Linked DNA regions of Homo sapiens: region 1 is linked to region 2. Evidence: read pairs that join two places in POLR2A ChIA-PET (ENCODE). Cell type or tissue: Panc1. All regions are shown on one strand. Each heading gives the region's core, and the rest is flanking DNA. Links, peaks and the distances in the headings are about the cores only.

What was found. ChIA-PET counts read pairs that join two places held together with the same protein. Peaks named below come from ENCODE experiments on the same cell type or tissue, not always from the same donor. Only the 100,000 strongest peaks of a DNase experiment are listed, where the experiment ranks them.
Region 1: POLR2A ChIA-PET joins it to region 2 with 13 read pairs; 3 of 35 experiments call an interaction of 5 or more read pairs at or near these places.

The regions. Positions count from the first base shown.
Region 1 is chr15:35,080,285-35,089,606 of GRCh38, reverse strand. It overlaps NANOGP8 (Nanog homeobox retrogene P8), which reads left to right and starts at 4,312. Exons shown (of 1, transcript NM_001355281.2): 1 at 4,312-6,197. The coding sequence starts at 4,497. The coding sequence ends at 5,414. It overlaps LOC105370765 (a long non-coding RNA gene), which reads left to right. Exons shown (of 2, transcript XR_932103.4): 2 at 8,412-9,322. In Panc1, for the core only: no CTCF peak of the experiment used is centred there; no DNase peak of the experiment used is centred there.
Region 2 is chr15:35,255,495-35,264,816 of GRCh38, reverse strand. It overlaps a transcript of DPH6 not described here. Among named protein-coding and RNA genes, the nearest start is that of MIR3942, 110 kb to the left of the region's middle. RefSeq lists enhancers at 656-1,155, 7,485-8,684. In Panc1, for the core only: no CTCF peak of the experiment used is centred there; no DNase peak of the experiment used is centred there.

The DNA.
Region 1 (9,322 bases), core at 879-8,878, 180 kb after region 2:
TTCCTTTCTTAGTTCCTTAGTTCATTTCCTTTACATGTTGGTAAGGGTTAGTTATTAATGGAAGCCCCCTATACTACAACATGCAGCATTCACTCAACAAGTATTTACTGAGCATATACAATGTGCCATATACTGAGCCAAGCACTAAGGACAGTGTTTAAAAAATAGAGCTAGTCCTTGCTCTTATGAAGCCTACAACCTGATGGGACAAATATAAACAAGTCCACATCCTACTGCTGCTTCTCACATGTGACAAGAAGCTGGGCTTTTCACTTGAAAGTTACCTACATGAACAATATAACTTTGTTTGCCCCATCTTCGGTTTACTTCATGTACTCCTATGCTTACATGTCTTTGCATACTGAAGTATTTAATCCACTTCTGATGGATATAAGAGGATAGAAGGAATTAAAATAATAAATACTGGCAAGCTTGCTGTAAAATGCCAGATGTGCAAACGGTTATGGAAATCACCAAACAGTAAAACACGGAGTCAATCTGTAGCACTGAAGAGATGCCATAGCTGCATTGGCAAAGATATACTTTCTAAAGTGAATAATAAGTACTAGATTGATGGCCCAGAGGGTAGGTACTATAGGAACTTAGAAAAGGAAGCATTACTTCCTGAAGGTGTGGGCTTTGTACAGTGCCTCAAAGGATGGGTTGCATATGAATGGGTAGAGGAGATAGATTGTGTCATAGGGGAGGCTGAGTTAGTGACAGCCAAGGAGAGAAACCCAACGCAAACTGACTTGTGCAGAAAGAGTGGTCCTAGGGCTTCAGGCATGGCTAGAGCCATGGGGTCCTAAAATTTCAGTTGATTCCTCTTTCTCCCTTCATCACCTGGCTCTGCTTTCCTCTACACTGGTTTCAGTCTCAGCCTGACTGCACACAGGTAGCCCCTTGCATCTTCTGGCTTACATCCTACTCCCTAACTACCCCAACACAAAAGATAAGCTCTCTTTCTCAACAGTTCTAAAAACACTCCTGTGATCCCCTGATTGGACCAATTTATATCACTTTCCTATCCCTGAGGCAATCACTGTAGCTGGGAGGACAGAATTCATTGATTGGCCAGGTCTGGGCTATGTGCCCACCCGTAGAACAGAGGCAGGTGAGGTCAGCTCCATCTAAGCCATGTCAGAACAAGATCAGCTCCCCAGAGAAAAAAACTGTAATGAGGTCACCAGAAAAATAACAACTACAACAATCATCATCATTGCAAACACTCTAAAATAAAGAACTCACTATGTACCAGGTACTATTCTAAATAACTTTTACATATTACTTATTTGCTCTTAATACCTCTGTGAGGTAGATAATCGTATTATCCCCATTTTCAACTGAGACATGGACCAGTAAATGGCAGACCAGAGAGTTAATCCAGGCCATCCCACTGCCAAGTCCATGGTCTTATCCACTGTGTTTACACTAAAATTGACTTCTCTACACTCGGAAAAGAACTAGCTAACTAGTTCAAACTAACTAGCACTCAGACTCAGAAATGAGCAAAGTATATTTGGAGAACAATGAGAAGGCCAGCAATTCAGAAAGATGGAAATTTTAGTCTCTTCTGATGGCCAGGAAAACCATATCCAGAAAGCTGGTAGACAGCTAGTGCTTATCTTCACCAGGTGGTGAAGTTTTGATCAGACCCAGGAAACCACCAGCTGAACTTCCAGGGAGAACAAAACAGTCACCGCAGAAACCTGAATCATTCCCCAAAGGCCACCCCAGTCCAATCCTCTTGACAGCTTATGGTTTGCACTTTTACACAATTTACCAGGAACTGATTTTATAGCGATGCCTGATCCTCTTTTTCTCTCCTGCTTTGAAACATCATTCATGGAACATATATAAATCTTAGTTAAAACTAACAATGCATTTAAAAACACACACACAATCAAACGATTGCCGGTTTGGCATTGAGAAGCAGCAGACCCAGGCTTGAGCCTGTTTACTGTGCATTTCCTGATACAGAGAAAAGCAAGTACAGTTGAGAAAACACCACAAAGCATTATATAGCAACAGCTCGTGTGCTTCAGAAGAGAAATGGATACATTAGGAAAAGTTTTTTTCCCTTTGATGTAGAATATGCTATCTTTTTAAATGGGAGTTAACTTAACATAAATAAAATTCAGCCCGTAGGCTTCAGAAAACTAATGTTGTATTTGACAGTGTCATTTCTGTGATCCTGAAAGCATTTGGGGAGTTAACTTGGGCCTTCATCATGACTTTCCTTCATGGCATGGAAAGCACATTATTTTTTTAAACTCTGTTTTATTGATTTCCCCTTACTTTCTCCCACATGTTCCCTTTGCCAGCGGTTATCTCTGCCCCTTCTGCTCTCCCACATGCTGTGAGGGCAGGTGGGGTTTCTCCTGTGTCTTTGCCTGCAGGTGGTCCAAGCGCCGCTGCCCTCTTGCTCCATCCTTGTTTGAAAACCTCTTCCTGTATGGTCTTTGAAAAGAAGATAAGCCAAAGGCCCTGGACCTACCTTCAAGAAGAGATCAGAAAAAGCCTTCTGTTCCTACGCTGAACCATTTGCAGAATGTGCAATTTGCAGTTAGCATTTTTTTTTTTTAGAGACGGGTCTTGCTATGTTGCCCAGGCTGGTCTCGAACTCCTGAGCTCAAGCAATCTGCCCTCCTCAGCCTCCCAAAGGGCTAGGATTACAGGTGTGGGCCACCACGCCCAGCTTGCAGTTAATACATTTTTAGTTGAACTTGGAGATGTTCCCCCTCCTTTCAGGACACAGAGTGTATGAGCCTGGTAGATGGACAAAACTGTTTTGTTTGCTTTTGTGCTTTTTATTTCCATAAAAGAGCCCTGAATAGTCAAATACCAGGTGATTTGACACCCCCACCACCCAACCGCCATCCAAGATTTGGAAGTCTTTTTTCTTTAAACAAAATTAATAGGCCGGGTGTGGTGGCTCACACCTGTAATCCCAGCACTTTGGGAGGCCGAAGTGGGTGGACCACCTGAAGTCAGGAGTTCGAGACCAGCTTGGCCAACATGGCAAAACCCCATCTCTACTAAAAATACAAAAAATTAGCCGCTTGTGGTGGTGGACGCCTGTAATACCAGCTACTCGGGAGCGTGAGGCAGGAGAATCACTTGAACCCAGGAGGCAGAGGTTGCAGTGAGCTGAGGTCGCGTCATTGCACTCCAGCATGCGCAACAAGAGCAAAACTCCATCTCAAAAAAAAATAATTTTATGTAAATGCATATGTAGAAACTTGAAATACAGTGTGCTTTGCAACGTGGGACGAAACATTGGTAACAAGTATTTTTTACCATAAGTGTCCATTTTGACCATTTTTAGTGTTTTAGGAATTGCTTTTGAAACTGATTATATTTGAAACATATAAGACTACAATTGGAGAATCCTTGATATTAAAAAGTTGCCATGATTAAAAAGTCTTTCAGAATTTCTTGGTTAGTAAGATTTGGAAGCTTATAGCTTCTAGAGTTTGTTTTTAGAACAAGAGGTATGTTTGTGTGAAAGTGAGATGGGAACTCATGAAATGAATGCAAAATTGTGTGCACATATGCATATGGTTGTGTTCTGGAGAAAGCCTTGGTAGCTTTTAATCAATTCTCAAGAGGGTTCATGACACAAAGAATTCCCAATTTGCCTGTCTCGCTTTCCTTCCCACACCCACCCTCCCTTATCAGTAGTAACTAGCTTGCTCTCTCTTGCCAGCTGCCTATTTATCCCTTCCCAGATGAATTGTCCTTCTTGTTTTCTGACCAAGCAAAGCTGAGCAAGGAGAACTCAGGAGCTGGTGCCCAGGTGGGGGCGTCAGGTAGATGGCAAGACTGCTGGGAGCGCCGCAGTGAGTGCCCTCTGGGTGAGCTGTTAGGAAGGCAGACAGCTTCCCCTGCCCAACACTGACCAGGAAACGTGGGCAGTCCAAGATGCCACTCTGCAGTCAAACTTCTATTACATTGAGGATAAGTTGAAAGAGAGTGTCAAGGGGAAAATGGAATTGGGTAGTGGCTTTCCACCGTTACCTGTTTTTGTCCAGTTATATTTTCTTTTTTTTTTTTTTTTAGTATTTATTGATCATTCTTGGGTGTTTCTCAGAGAGGGGGATGTGGCAGGGTCATAGAATAATAGTGGAGAGAAGGTCAGTAGATAAACACGTGAACAAAGGTCTCTGGCTTTCCTAGGCAGAGGTCCCTGCGGCCTTCAGCAGTGTTTGTGTCCCTGGGTACTTGAGATTAGGGAGTGGTGATGACTCTTAACCAGCATGCTGCCTTCAAGCATCTGTTTAACAAAGCACATCTTGCCAGGATTTTAACGTTCTGCTGGACTGAGCTGGTTGCCTCATGTTATTATGCAGGCAACTCACTTTATCCCAATTTCTTGATACTTTTCCTTCTGGAGGTCCTATTTCTCTAACATCTTCCAGAAAAGTCTTAAAGCTGCCTTAACCTTTTTTCCAGTCCACCTCTTAAATTTTTTCCTCCTCTTCCTCTATACTAACATGAGTGTGGATCCAGCTTGTCCCCAAAGCTTGCCTTGCTTTGAAGAATCCGACTGTAAAGAATCTTCACCTATGCCTGTGATTTGTGGGCCTGAAGAAAACTATCCATCCTTGCAAATGTCTTCTGCTGAGATGCCTCACACAGAGACTGTCTCTCCTCTTCCTTCCTCCATGGATCTGCTTATTCAGGACAGCCCTGATTCTTCCACCAGTCCCAAAGGCAAACAACCCACTTCTGCAGAGAATAGTGTCGCAAAAAAGGAAGACAAGGTCCCGGTCAAGAAACAGAAGACCAGAACTGTGTTCTCTTCCACCCAGCTGTGTGTACTCAATGATAGATTTCAGAGACAGAAATACCTCAGCCTCCAGCAGATGCAAGAACTCTCCAACATCCTGAACCTCAGCTACAAACAGGTGAAGACCTGGTTCCAGAACCAGAGAATGAAATCTAAGAGGTGGCAGAAAAACAACTGGCCGAAGAATAGCAATGGTGTGACGCAGAAGGCCTCAGCACCTACCTACCCCAGCCTCTACTCTTCCTACCACCAGGGATGCCTGGTGAACCCGACTGGGAACCTTCCAATGTGGAGCAACCAGACCTGGAACAATTCAACCTGGAGCAACCAGACCCAGAACATCCAGTCCTGGAGCAACCACTCCTGGAACACTCAGACCTGGTGCACCCAATCCTGGAACAATCAGGCCTGGAACAGTCCCTTCTATAACTGTGGAGAGGAATCTCTGCAGTCCTGCATGCACTTCCAGCCAAATTCTCCTGCCAGTGACTTGGAGGCTGCCTTGGAAGCTGCTGGGGAAGGCCTTAATGTAATACAGCAGACCACTAGGTATTTTAGTACTCCACAAACCATGGATTTATTCCTAAACTACTCCATGAACATGCAACCTGAAGACGTGTGAAGATGAGTGAAACTGATATTACTCAATTTCAGTCTGGACACTGGCTGAATCCTTCCTCTCCCCTCCTCCCATCCTTCATAGGATTTTTCTTGTTTGGAAACCACGTGTTCTGGTTTCCATGATGCCCATCCAGTCAATCTCATGGAGGGTGGAGTATGGTTGGAGCCTAATCAGCGAGGTTTCTTTTTTTTTTTTTTTTTCCTATTGGATCTTCCTGGAGAAAATACTTTTTTTTTTTTTTTTTTTTGAGACGGAGTCTTGCTCTGTCGCCCAGGCTGGAGTGCAGTGGCGCGGTCTTGGCTCACTGCAAGCTCCGTCTGCCGGGTTCACGCCATTCTCCTGCCTCAGCCTCCCGAGCAGCTGGGACTACAGGCGCCCGCCACCTCGCCCGGCTAATATTTTGTATTTTTAGTAGAGACGGGGTTTCACTGTGTTAGCCAGGATGGTCTCGATCTCCTGACCTTGTGATCCGCCCGCCTCGGCCTCCCTAACAGCTGGGATTTACAGGCGTGAGCCACCGCGCCCTGCCTAGAAAAGACATTTTAATAACCTTGGCTGCCGTCTCTGGCTATAGATAAGTAGATCTAATACGAGTTTGGATATCTTTAGGGTTTAGAATCTAACCTCAAGAATAAGAAATACAAGTACAAATTGGTGATGAAGATGTATTCGTATTGTTTGGGATTGGGAGGCTTTGCTTATTTTTTAAAAACTATTGAGGTAAAGGGTTAAGCTGTAACATACTTAATTGATTTCTTACCGTTTTTGGCTCTGTTTTGCTATATCCCCTAATTTGTTGGTTGTGCTAATCTTTGTAGAAAGAGGTCTCGTATTTGCTGCATCGTAATGACATGAGTACTACTTTAGTTGGTTTAAGTTCAAATGAATGAAACAACTATTTTTCCTTTAGTTGATTTTACCCTGATTTCACCGAGTGTTTCAATGAGTAAATATACAGCTTAAACATAAAAAAAAAAAAAAAAAAAAAAAAAACAAAGCACATCTTGCACCGGCCTTAATCCATTTAACCCTGAGTTGACACAGCACATGTTTCAGAGAGCATGGGGTTGGGGGTAAGGTTAAAGATTAACAGCATCCCAAGGCAGAAGAATTTTTCTTAGTACAGAACAAAATGGTGTCTCCTATGTCAACTTCTTTCTACACAGACACAGTAACAATCTGATCTTTCTTTTCCCATTTCCCCCTTTTCTTTCCGACAAAACTGCCATCGTCATCATGGCCCGTTCTTGATGGTCACTGTCTCTTCAGAGCTGTTGGGTACACTTCCCAGACAGGGCGGCCTGGCAGAGGCGCTCCTCACTTCCCAGACGGAGGGGCCGGGCACAGGTGCACCTCCCTTCCCAGATGGGGTAGCGTCTGGGCAGAGGCGCTCCTCACCTCCCACACGAGGTGGCGGCCGGGCAGAGGTGCTCCTCAAATCCCAGATGATGGGCAGCCGGGCAGAGGCGCCCCCCACCTCCCAGACGGGGCGGCCGGGCAGAGGCGACCCCCACTTCCCAGACGGGGTGGCCAGGCAGAGGCGCTCCTCCCCTCCCAGACGATGGGTGGCTGGGCAGAGGCGCTCCCCACCTCCCAGACGGGGCGGCCGGGCAGAGGCGCTCCTCACCTCCCAGACAGGGTGGCCAGGCAGAGACGCCCCTCACCTCCAAGATGGGGCAGCCAGGCAGAGGCGCCCACTTCCCAGACGGGGCGGCCGGGCAGAGGCACTCCCCACCTCCCAAACGAAGGACAGCCAGGCAGAGGCGCTCCTCACTTCCCAGGTGGGGTGGCTGGGCAGAGACGCCCCTCACCTCCCAGATGGGGTGGCCGGGCAGAGGCGCCCACTTCCCAGATGGGACAGCCGGACAGAGGCGCTCCCCACCTCCCAGACGAAGGGCGGCCGGGCAGAGGCGCTCCTCACCTCCCAGAAGGGGCGGCCTGGCAGAGGCGCAACTCACTTCCCAGACGGGGTGGCAGCCGGGCAGAGGCGCTCCTCACCTCCCAGATGGGGTGGCGGCCGGGCAGAGGTGCTCCTCACATCCAAGACGATGGGCGGCCGGGCAGAGGCGCTCCCCACCTCCCAGACAGGGTGGCTGGGCAGAGATGCCCCTCACCTCCAAGATGGGGCGGCCGGGCAGAGGCGCTCCCGTCCTCCCAGACGAAGGGCAGCCGAGCAGAGGCGCTCTTCACTTCCCAGGCGGGGCAGCCGGGCAGAGACACCCCTTACCTCCCAGATGGGGTGGCCGGGCAGAGGTGCCCACTTCCCAGACAGGGCGGCCAGGCAGAGGCACTCCCCACCTCCCAGACGAAGGGCAGCCGGGCAGAGGCGCTCCTCACCTCCCAGGTGGGGCAGCCGGGCAGAGGCGCTCCTCACTTCCCAGACGGGGTGGCGGCCGGACAGAGATGCCCCTCACATCCCAGATGGGGCGGCTGGGCAGAGGCGCTCCTCACATCCCAGATGGGGCAGCCAGGCAGAGGCACTCCTCACATCCCAGACGATGGGCGGCCGGGCAGAGACACTCCTCACTTCCCAGACGGGGTGGCAGCCGGGCAGAGGCACTCCTCACTTCCTAGACGGGGTGGCCGGGCAGAGGGGCTCCCCACATCCCAGACGATGGGCGGCCAGGCAGAGACGCTCCCCACTTCCCAGACGGGGTGCCAGCCGGGCAGAGGCTGTAATCTTAGCACTTTGGGAGGCCAAGGGAGGCAGCGAACAATTTCCTAATGAAGTACTGGAAAAGACAACCTTTTTCTCCATTACTATTTGGAATTGTAGATCACATACATCACCTGTTCCAACACCACGAGTCGAATAAATAATGAATCTTTTTATAAAGAGTATCCGTCTTGGAGGGATAGTCCCGTTGTAGAGATGTTTCACTTGTGCAAAATATCCAACATATCTATTCTGACAAGGAGTTTCTACTCCCTGAAATTTATTGCTGTGGGTTTTATCTGTTCGCCTTTCTCCAAAATAATACAGGCTTTCCTCTGCAGTTAAAAATATTTCGGAGGCAATAAGGAGCGCACAAACCATAGTTCCGGTTCTTCCTTTCCACTGGAGATCCACGCAACCCGGGCAGAGGAAGAGATTGTTTCTCCCAAGCCTTGGAGCTCATTCGAGGAGAGACTTGGAGACTTTGTGAGGGAAAGACACAGGGAAACGCTGCCGGCATTTTCCCAAACCTGGACTGGGAGCAGGACAACACTGGGGGATCTTCCCTATCTGGTTCAACCCATCTTGTGCCCCCAATCCCCCTACCCCTACATTTTCTATTTGATGTTTTGGGGGAATTTTTTTATTTTTGCCGCTTTCCTTAGTTTCTGTCTCCATTACAACATCCTAACACTCTAATTGGCTTTGTATGGGACAAACAGGAAGTATTGCTTCTGGCAGGATGGGATTTTCTGTCCTGTTGATTGATGGATTAATTTTTATTGAGCACGGTGTGCTACCAGCGGAACCAAAAATCCAAGATACAATTCCAGCTCTAGGAGTCTATGTTCTAATAAAAGTAAGAACAACATATTCAAACATCCCTGTTTCTTTTTCTCGTCAGTTTCCCTTCTACTGAGACAACTACACAGATAATTTAGGACCCCAAAACATGCTATTAAAAAAGGACCTGACTGGACCAGACAGCTGGGTGGGGGCAGTGGTTTCATCTGAAGAGCTTCAGTCATCATATTGGCTGAGTGGCTGCTCGGTGCTGGACTTTAAAAGAGTTAAACATTTTTCCAGATTTTTTTGGTTACATTCTTATGTCAAGTTAGATTAAACAAAGTTACAGTCTTGAACTATGCAGTAGTTTAAACCCATACAGAAATCTCTTCACTAAAATACAACACAATACTATATGGCTCAATTTCATGAAGGGCTAACGATTTTATATAGTCATATTAAGAAT
Region 2 (9,322 bases), core at 812-8,811:
GACATTGGGAATTCAATTATAGTTCTATGTCATATTTATCTCTGTATTCTCAGTACCTAGCTCAGTAAATGTTTGTTGAATGAATGAATGAATGAATGTACAAATGAACATGCGTGGTATGCTTTGTTGTGCCAAACTGGTACTTTATTTAAAGGCCATTCCACCTGACTGCTGCTGGGCTCCCACCCACTGAATCTCAAATTCACCAACATGATTGGGAGATACAAGAGCTACTTAAGGAATTTCCTTACTAACTTCAATTAAAATTAAAAATAGTAAGCCTTTTGTTTTTCAAAGAGTGCTTGTAGACCAGTATTTTCAGAAGAGAGGTCTAAGAATCAGAGAAAGTCCATTACGCTTTATGCAGGGCTATGGGATAATATAGAAGAGATATTAAAGTGTTGGGTAAATCAGCGTAGAGACTATAAATGCTGTTCTGAGAAAAGCTTTGAAAATAATGAAGAGGAAGAGTAGCATTGCCTCTTGTTATTACCTCAAGTAGAAAAAAGAAAAATTTAGGTGAAATAAATGTCAGATGGAATCTAATTCCTAATAAGCAGATAGTACTAAAGAAAACAAATAAAACTTTATTATTTGTTTTAATAAAGCATCCAAGATAGATTGTGCTCCTTCCTCCTTGCTCTAGAGTGGAGGCAACTAAGAAGTACTTTTTAAAATACTTGTGTCCTTTTTTTTTAATCTTTGAATTAAAAAAAAAAACAAGGCTTAAATCCATATGAGTGAATTTTCTGTGTGAAAAGTCAGCATGGACTAGAAAAAAGGCCCTTTAAAAATTATAAACTATGTTGGGCGCGGTGGCTCACGCCTGTAATCCTAGCACTTTGTGAGGCCGAGGTGGGCAGATCACGAGGTCAGGAGATCGAGACCATCCTGGCTAACACGGTGAAACCCCGTCTCTACTAAAAATACAAAAAAAATTAGCCAGGCGTGGTGGTGGGCGCCTGTAGTCCCAGCTACTCAGGAGGCTGAGGCAGGAGAATGGCATGAACCCGGGAGGCTGAGCTTGGAGTGAGCAGAGATCGCTCCACTGCACTCCAGCCTGAGTGACAGAGCGAGACTCTGTCTCAAAAAAAAAAGAAATTATAAACTGTGAGGCCAGGCAAAATGGCTCATGTCTGTAATCCCAACAATTTGGGAGGCCTAGGTCGGAGGATCACTTGAGCCCAGTTTGAGATCATCTTTGGCAATATAGTGAGACTGTCTCTACAAAAAATAAAAATAAAAAGTTAGACAAGTGACGTGGTGGATGCCTGTAGCCCCAGCTGCTTGGGAGGCTGAGGCAGGAGGATCGCTTGAGTCCAGGGCTAGACTGCAGTGAGCTATGATCATGCCACTGCACTCTAGCCTAGGCGAGAGAGTGAGACCCTGTCTCTAAAAAAAAAAAAAAAAAAAAAAAAGATTAATTATGTTAAAATGTTTTCTTGTTATATTCCATGTAAAGTATTTTTTGGCATTATCCTTCTTATGAGTTCAGAGGAACTATGGAAGAATCTTCTAGAGTTAATTTAATACCTGTTTATTTCTCCATATAAAGTCTCACTGGAGGGTTGTGAAGATTAATGAGATGTTTATAAAATGTCTGAGACCTCTGGAAGAAAGGTGATATGTAAATAGAGTATTAGTAGTAGTAGCTCTATGATAAACTAATGATTAAAATATCTTCCTTAGTTATCAGAAGTAATAAGTTAAAATCCATTGAGAGGTTTCTCTTCATTAGAAACTTTTCACGTATTTTTTTCTTCATGGTGTCAAATAGAGATCTTACTTTCAGCATGTAATTATCCACATCAAATTATAATTCCTTCAGACTTAAATATTTTATAGGCATATTCATTATTTGAGTTTAATTTTCTAATTATTTGTAAGGGCAAAATTCTGCATGATTCTCTCACTTTAGTTTTCTACTTTAAGACATGTAAGCATGAGAGTAATGTAGCAGCTGACTCCTAGAAGGTACTTTGGTAAAGATCTCTCCCAGAGTCTGGCAAGAAATAAAGAGATGTTCATAAAATTGGGAACTAAAGAAAATCTTACCTAAATGGCTATTCATTAAGATATCTTTTTTTTTTTTTTTTTTTTTTTTTTTTTTTGAGACGGAGTCTTGCTCTGTTTCGCAGGCTGGAGTGCAGTGGCACCATCTCTGCTCACTGCAAGCTCCGCCTCCCGGGTTCACGCCATTCTCCTGCCTCAGCCTCTCCAGTAGCTGGGACTACAGGCGCCCGCCACCACGCCCAGCTAATTTTTTGTATTTTTAGTAGAGACGGGGTTTCACCGTGTTAGCCAGGATGGTCTTCATCTCCTGACCTGGTGATCCCCCTGCCTCGGCCTCCCAAAGTGCTGGGATTACAGGCGTGAGCCACTGCACCCAGCCAAGGTATCTTTTTAAAAAAAATCACTTAGAAAACATTTTTTAAAGACTTATGGCAAATTAGTAAATATGAATTAAATGTATTCTGAGTCATTATTAGAATTAATTAGAAATTTTTATGAAGTGTGTTTATCTTATTTTTTAAGCTCATTGGAGATTTCCTGAAAAATTGTGATACCACTTTTTAAATGGGAAATCTGGAAGGGCTCTAGAGGCCACCATGTAATAAATTTAATTTAAATCCTTAATGAAATAGGAAAAAAAGTATAACTATATATAAAGTAATAGACTCATAGAATCTTGAATTATGAGTAGTCTTTCTAACACATTCATTGGTTGTATTGCACAGAACTCCCGAAGTAGTAAACACGGAGAAAAGTACAAGGACCATACACAGTAGTTGTCATGAGGACCCTTTTTTGTATGTCTCCACCCCTGTCACCTTTGAAATATAGATGCTATATATGTAGTAGTTACTTCTCTTTACTACTGTAGCTTCAGGTGAAACTATTTTAATCTATGTTTTGGACCACTCTAACTTAAAATTTCCATTCTTTTTTGTAATTCATAGGAAGAGTTTCATTTTTTTTTTTTTAAGAGAGGGTCTTGCTCTGTTGCCCAGGCTGGAGTGCAGTGGTGAGATCAGGGCTTACTGAAGCCTCGACCTCCTGGGCTCAAGCCATCCTTCCACCTTCGCCTCTCAAGTAGCTGAGACTACAAGCATACGCCACCACACCCAAATAACTTTTTAATTTTTGGTAGAGATGAGGTCCCACTATATTGCCCAGGCTGGTCTCAAACTCCTGAGCTCAAGCGATCTTCCCGCCTCTGCCTCCCAAAGTGTTGGGATTACAGGCACGAGCCACATGTGCAGCCTTTTTTTTTAAACTAACTTTATAGATTTACATTCCTACTCCATCATGAGACATCAACATTGGTTAACCTAAGCACTTCTACCATATATGTAAAGTTTATGCCAAATAATTTTGAGAAGTCAAGAGTTAAATTCAACCTGAACTAAAAAACACAGAAAAAAGATCTTCAAGAGAAGGAAGAAGGAAGTAACAATAACAAAAACAAAAACCCTTAATGCTAACAAAGCTGGGTAATACTGGACTTCAGATCAGCTGAACGTTTCCAGTTCTGCATGACAGCAAAGAGAATGGTGTGATTATGGCACCGTGCTCAGAGGCACGCTGTATTGCTGTACTGCATCAGGAAGGATAAACTGTCTATAAAAAGCTGGTGAAACTGCATAAGGAATGTGTTTGGGGCATCTCATTAAAGAACGAAGTTAATCATCTGGGAAAGAAATGGGGCAAGAAGGACTGAGGTATGCAGAAATAAATTCCAACAGGAACTGATATAATAGATTGTGGGTTTTGACTTCCGGGAATTTCCTTATGTAAATCAATAGTCAAGACATGAATAACTATAAGAATGGGTAGGTGTTAAAATGTGATGAAGAATACATAAAATAAATGGAAAGACTTAGAGTTCTTCAAGAAAAATTAATGAATATCACTAAGTGACAATTTTTCCAGAATCCTAGACAGATCATATTGATGTCCTTAGGCCCAGTACATCTGGAAACAAAGAAAAGGATACTTTGAAGGAATTGAGAGGCTTTCTGAAATGGATTGCCTGAGGTCAGAGGCTAAAACATAAGACCAGAAGATAACACAATTGTAAAGGAACTTTCCCCTTGAGATAGGGAAGGAGGTAAAAAAAAGAAGTAGGTAAAATAAATGAAAATTTGTATCTGAATTTTAATAGTGCTGAAATGAGGTGGAATCACTGCATAGAATCACTTCATTTATCCTAAATTTACAGGAAAAACATTTTTTTATAAATGAAGTCTTCAGATTACTTAAGTTTAATATTATCTAATAATATTAAACTTCATATTACTTAATTTATTATTAAATAATAAATTATTTAATTTAACATTATTTAAATATTTTAAATAAAATTCTTCTAAAGTATATTTCACTTTATCCTGAATTTTAAAAAGAATCTCCTGGCTGGGCGCGGTGGCTCACGCCTGTAATCCGAACACTTTGGGAGGCCGAGGTGGGTGGATCACGAGGTCAGGAGTTCAAGACCAGCCTGGCCAACATGGTGAAACCCTGTCTCTACTAAAAATACAAAAATTAGCTGGGCGTGATGGCAGGTGCCTGTAATCCCAGCTACTCGGGAGCCTGAGGCAGAGAATTGCTTGAACCCAGGAGGCGGAGGTTGCAATGAGCTGAGATTGTGCCACTGCATTCCAGCCTGGGCGACAGAGCAAGACTCTGTCTCAAAAAATAAAATAAAATAAAAGAATCTCCTGAAGATTTTATTTGTTCTTAAAGATGCATGGTGGCATGAACATTGATTATTTACTCTAAAATAGTAATTATCCCAAAGATTATTGGGGTTAATTGGACTATTTTTTCCAGCTTGGATTTCTGAGCATTTGCACTTGCTTTATGTAGGTCTTATGTCTCCTCCCTGGCTACCATTTGACTTGCTTTCACTTCTTGGTATCATTTATGAGCTGAGTCTAGTGACTCCCTCTCTGCTTCTTTCCAATTTGTCGTGTTCAACATATTACGGGCAGAAAATCCAGACAAGAAGCTTTGTGTGACCATAACTAAAGTAAAATAAGTTTTCAGGAAAGCAACTGAGAAACTGAGATTGTATGAGCTCAAGCATGCAGTTCTTTTAGGACTTATATTGGCTGCTCAGTAGCTTTATTTTGGAGAGGAAGGTGGGGAGGAGCTTACTTCCAGGTCCTTGACTGCATTCTGTGTAGTAAACATTGTGACATCACATATTTCTATATCTCAGTTAACTTGTTTGAAATTTTCAGTGTCGTCACTATTTCAAATATAAAAACGAAATGTAGAACATGTTCTAGAGCTAATGCTGTGAAGCTGTGCTTTATAATTGAAATCTTATTATCTATTTTATATTACTTGCAATAAATACTGTTAGTAATTACAGGAATGCATACTTTTTTATATGATTAGGTTTGCGTGAAAGCAGCTGCTCCCAGGAGGAAGTATAGTGTACATGCATAGTCATACTTGTAGCAAAATCTCCACTTTGAATAATTCATAATTAAGCCATTTCTTCTCTTCTTTAAGTTACCCCACAAGGTTTCAAGAAAAGTGTGGTAAGGAGTATTGGCTTATGCTTGCCTTTCCAGATATATGATTAGAACACCCCTTACAGAATTCGAGAAGGGAAAGCAAGGAAGGGATGATCACCTAGTAGGAATCTTTTTTTTTTTTTTTTTGAGACGGAGTCTTGCTGTGTCCCCCAGGCTGGAGTGTAGTGGTGCGATCTCGGCCCACTGCAACCTCCACCTCCTGGGTTCAAGCGATTCTCTGCCTCAGCCTCCCCAGTAGCGGGATTACAGGTGCACACCACCACGCACAGCTAATTTTTGTATTTTAAGTAGAGATGCAGTTTCACCATGTTGGCCAGGCTGGTCTTGAACTCCTGGCCTCATGATCTGCCCATCTTGGCCGCCCAAAGTGCTGGGGTTACAGGTGTGAGCCACCGTGCCCGGCCCATAGTAGGAATCTTAAGGAGAAGATGCATATGGAGTTCTAGGGGCAGTAAAGTAAATATATAAGGGAGGGAGAAAGGATTGAGGAAATGAAAGAAAGCATGTTTCCAACTAGTGAAAACAATGGAGTCCTTAGGAAACTTTATAAAGGATAAATGTTCAAGTATTGGCCCAAAAAAAGTGAGCATGTTTCAAAGAAAATAGAGTTTCTATTTTGATAAAGGTTTATTGCTACCTTAACTCATCCCTAAGCTTGCTGAGACAGCTTATAGAACAAAGGACATTAAGCTCTAAGCCTAGCTCTGTTACTAAAGAGCTTTCTAACCTGTAGCTAGTATTTAACCCAGACTTTAGTTCCCTCACTTATGAAATATTTAGATGAGATTATTTCTAATATCCTTTCCAACTCTAAAATTGTATGATTTTCTGAGGAGCAAATTTTAAAGCATTGGTTTAGAATTTGTAAGCCAACTAATGTCACAGTGAAAGTGTCCTCCTTTAATGTCTTACATTACTTTTGACTATCCTAGAGGCTTGCATGTTCATTTTTTCTCTTCCAAGAGAAACTGTCCCATCCTTCTCCTTTTAGTGAAAACAGTTCTAGGCTATTCCTTGTGCTGTAATATGACCCCAATCCTACCTCTCACACCATTAGTGGTCTTTTGCCCGAGTAAGGCAAAAAGACAATCTTTTCATTAATAATTCAATGGCTTTATCAAGTGTCTTGGCACAAATTAAAAACAAGAATAACACCTTGCCCAAAAATATAAGGGTTGGTCCAGTATTGGGCTGCTATGGTAAAAAGAATGGATAGAAGATATCATAAAATAAGAAGGACCATGATGTTCTACAGGAAAGCTAAAGTCTGTGAGAAACCAGACTCAAACAGGTTGAGAAGTTCTATGGAATGGTGGATTAAGTAGCCGCTTGATAACGTTCCCTTTATTGCTTACATTTATGTTCTAAGGATAATACTATTCAAATTGTTTAAGAGTACCACCACTCAATCAAGGTAAAGTTTTCCTGCTAATTACTTACTATGCATTGTAATGATAAAAGAAGTAAGAAAATGCACACACACACACACACACACACAAAGCTGAGACCAAGAAAATAATACTGTTTTGAGTGCTAGCATGGAATTCTTGAACAACTGCTGCTGAGTTTCTTTTAATTGCCTTCAATCCAGAATAAGACTGTAGTTCCAGTACTCATGAGGCATTTCTAAGATTTTATCTCCTACAGTGCACTTTGTACCTCCACAAAAAATCCCCATTTCTCGAATCTGAGTTACATGTAACCCTTCAAGTCTACTTAAGAGGTTGTTATACTTTCCAAGTCACTACCACCTCTACCAAATCCCTCAACAACATATTATTATTTTTTATTTTTATACTTTTTGATTAGCATTGCTGTCACTCCAATCAACAACCTTTTGAAGAAGTGCGGATCTCTCATTCATGAGTATGGAAACTCAGAGAATGTAAGTGACTTCCTTTTGTCTCTAACCTGTGTTCAAGCCTATAGGTAAGCAACTGCCAGATGTGGTATTTCTCTAACTAGACTTTTTACCCTCCCTGAGAACACTCCAGCCCCATAAATTTTTCCCAGAGATGTTACATGTTCCTAAGAAGTGACTTACATAAACACAAAAAACTAGTACCCTTACCTATTTATTATTTTTCTCCTCCTTTCCTGGTATGCTATGCTAATGTCATCTTTTCATGGTGATGCCTGCCCATGTCACTACTGACACTTATAATGCCCAGTATTGATGGCACTATATTTTATGCTAATGATGCCATTCTTTTCCCCAGTCACCAGCACTCCCCTGTCACTATCAAATCACCCCCATTCTTATCAGTCCTCAAATAGCTGTCATCAATGCATCTAATGTTTACCAACAGACTCTTTTTAGTCTTCTTTATGTTCTCTTTGCATATTTCTTGCACTAAAATTCAGAAATGATAAAGTCAAAACCATTACAAACCCCAGTATTCCTCCTACACACACACTTACACACATACCAGATATGCTTGCTCATTGACCCCGAACTAAACTAGTAAACATCTCTCTTTCCCTTTAGGTCAGGATGTATGTTCTTCCATTTCCACCTCCTGGCTCTTGACCTCATCTCTTGTAAATGGATCCCTCGTGGACCCACCCTACAGTCCTGCAGACATGCCCAGACATGGCTAAATCCCAGAGTGAACACAGATCTTGACATCTACTACACTACTAATTAGCAATGAAGTACTTTCCATTATATACACACAGCCTCTTTTGCAGATTGTTGCTGATGATTTACATAACTTGCCCTTTATTTCTAAAAAGAAAAAAAATTATATTTTAGTACATTGAATACATTGAGAACATTCAAAGATAAAAATATATCACTTATGTGGATGGCACTTTGTGGTCTTCCTTCCAAAAATCCATAACTGTGGTTTAACCATGAGAAAAACATTAGAAAACCCAAATCAAAGAACAATCTAGAAAAGTATCTGACTAGTACTACAAAACTGTCAAGGTCATCAAAACCAGGAAACTCAGAAACAGTCACCGTCAAAGGAGCCTAAGGAGATATGACTATAAATAATATGGTAACTGGCCAGGATCGTGCAACAGAAAAAGAGCATTAAGTAAAAATGAAGGAAATCTGAATTAAATATGTGCTTTAGATAATAATAAAATTTGTAAATATTGCCTTATTAGTTATGACAAGTATACCATGGTAATATAAGATGTTAACAATTAGAGAAACTGGATTCAGGTTATACAGGAACTTTGTACTATCCTTGCAAATTTTCTGTAAATCTGTAAGTTTATTAAAGATTTATATATGTTATATAGGTGTGTATATATATTCAAACAAATATGTATATTATATACTGTATATTTATTTATAAGTCAATTTTATATATGCATAAATCATGTATATGTGTGCACATATGATGTGTGTGTTATTCACCATTATGGAGTATATATCACTGCTTAGTTGGACAAAGATGAAAATAAAACTAATCCTAATGGATAGAATGAATAATCTTCTAAGGATCATATTCATTATTTAGGAGTAACTGCTCCCCTCCAACTAATAAACTCATTTTGTTATTTAACAGTGTGCAGTCATTTGCAAAGTCAAAAAAAATTTCAAGACGACCTTTACTAAAGGCTCTATGAGTAAACTGGTGCATCCAAAATTGTGGCAACACGTTAGAATATTCCAGAATTAATCCACAAAGTTTGAGCAACTTCTAGTGGCTGGAGGGGTGATACCTAGCTAATGATCAAAGAAAAACATCTGAAACTAAAGTAACATTTATCTCAGGGGGGAAACAGCTTTTTGAAGAAAAAAAAACCCTCTGTGTTCA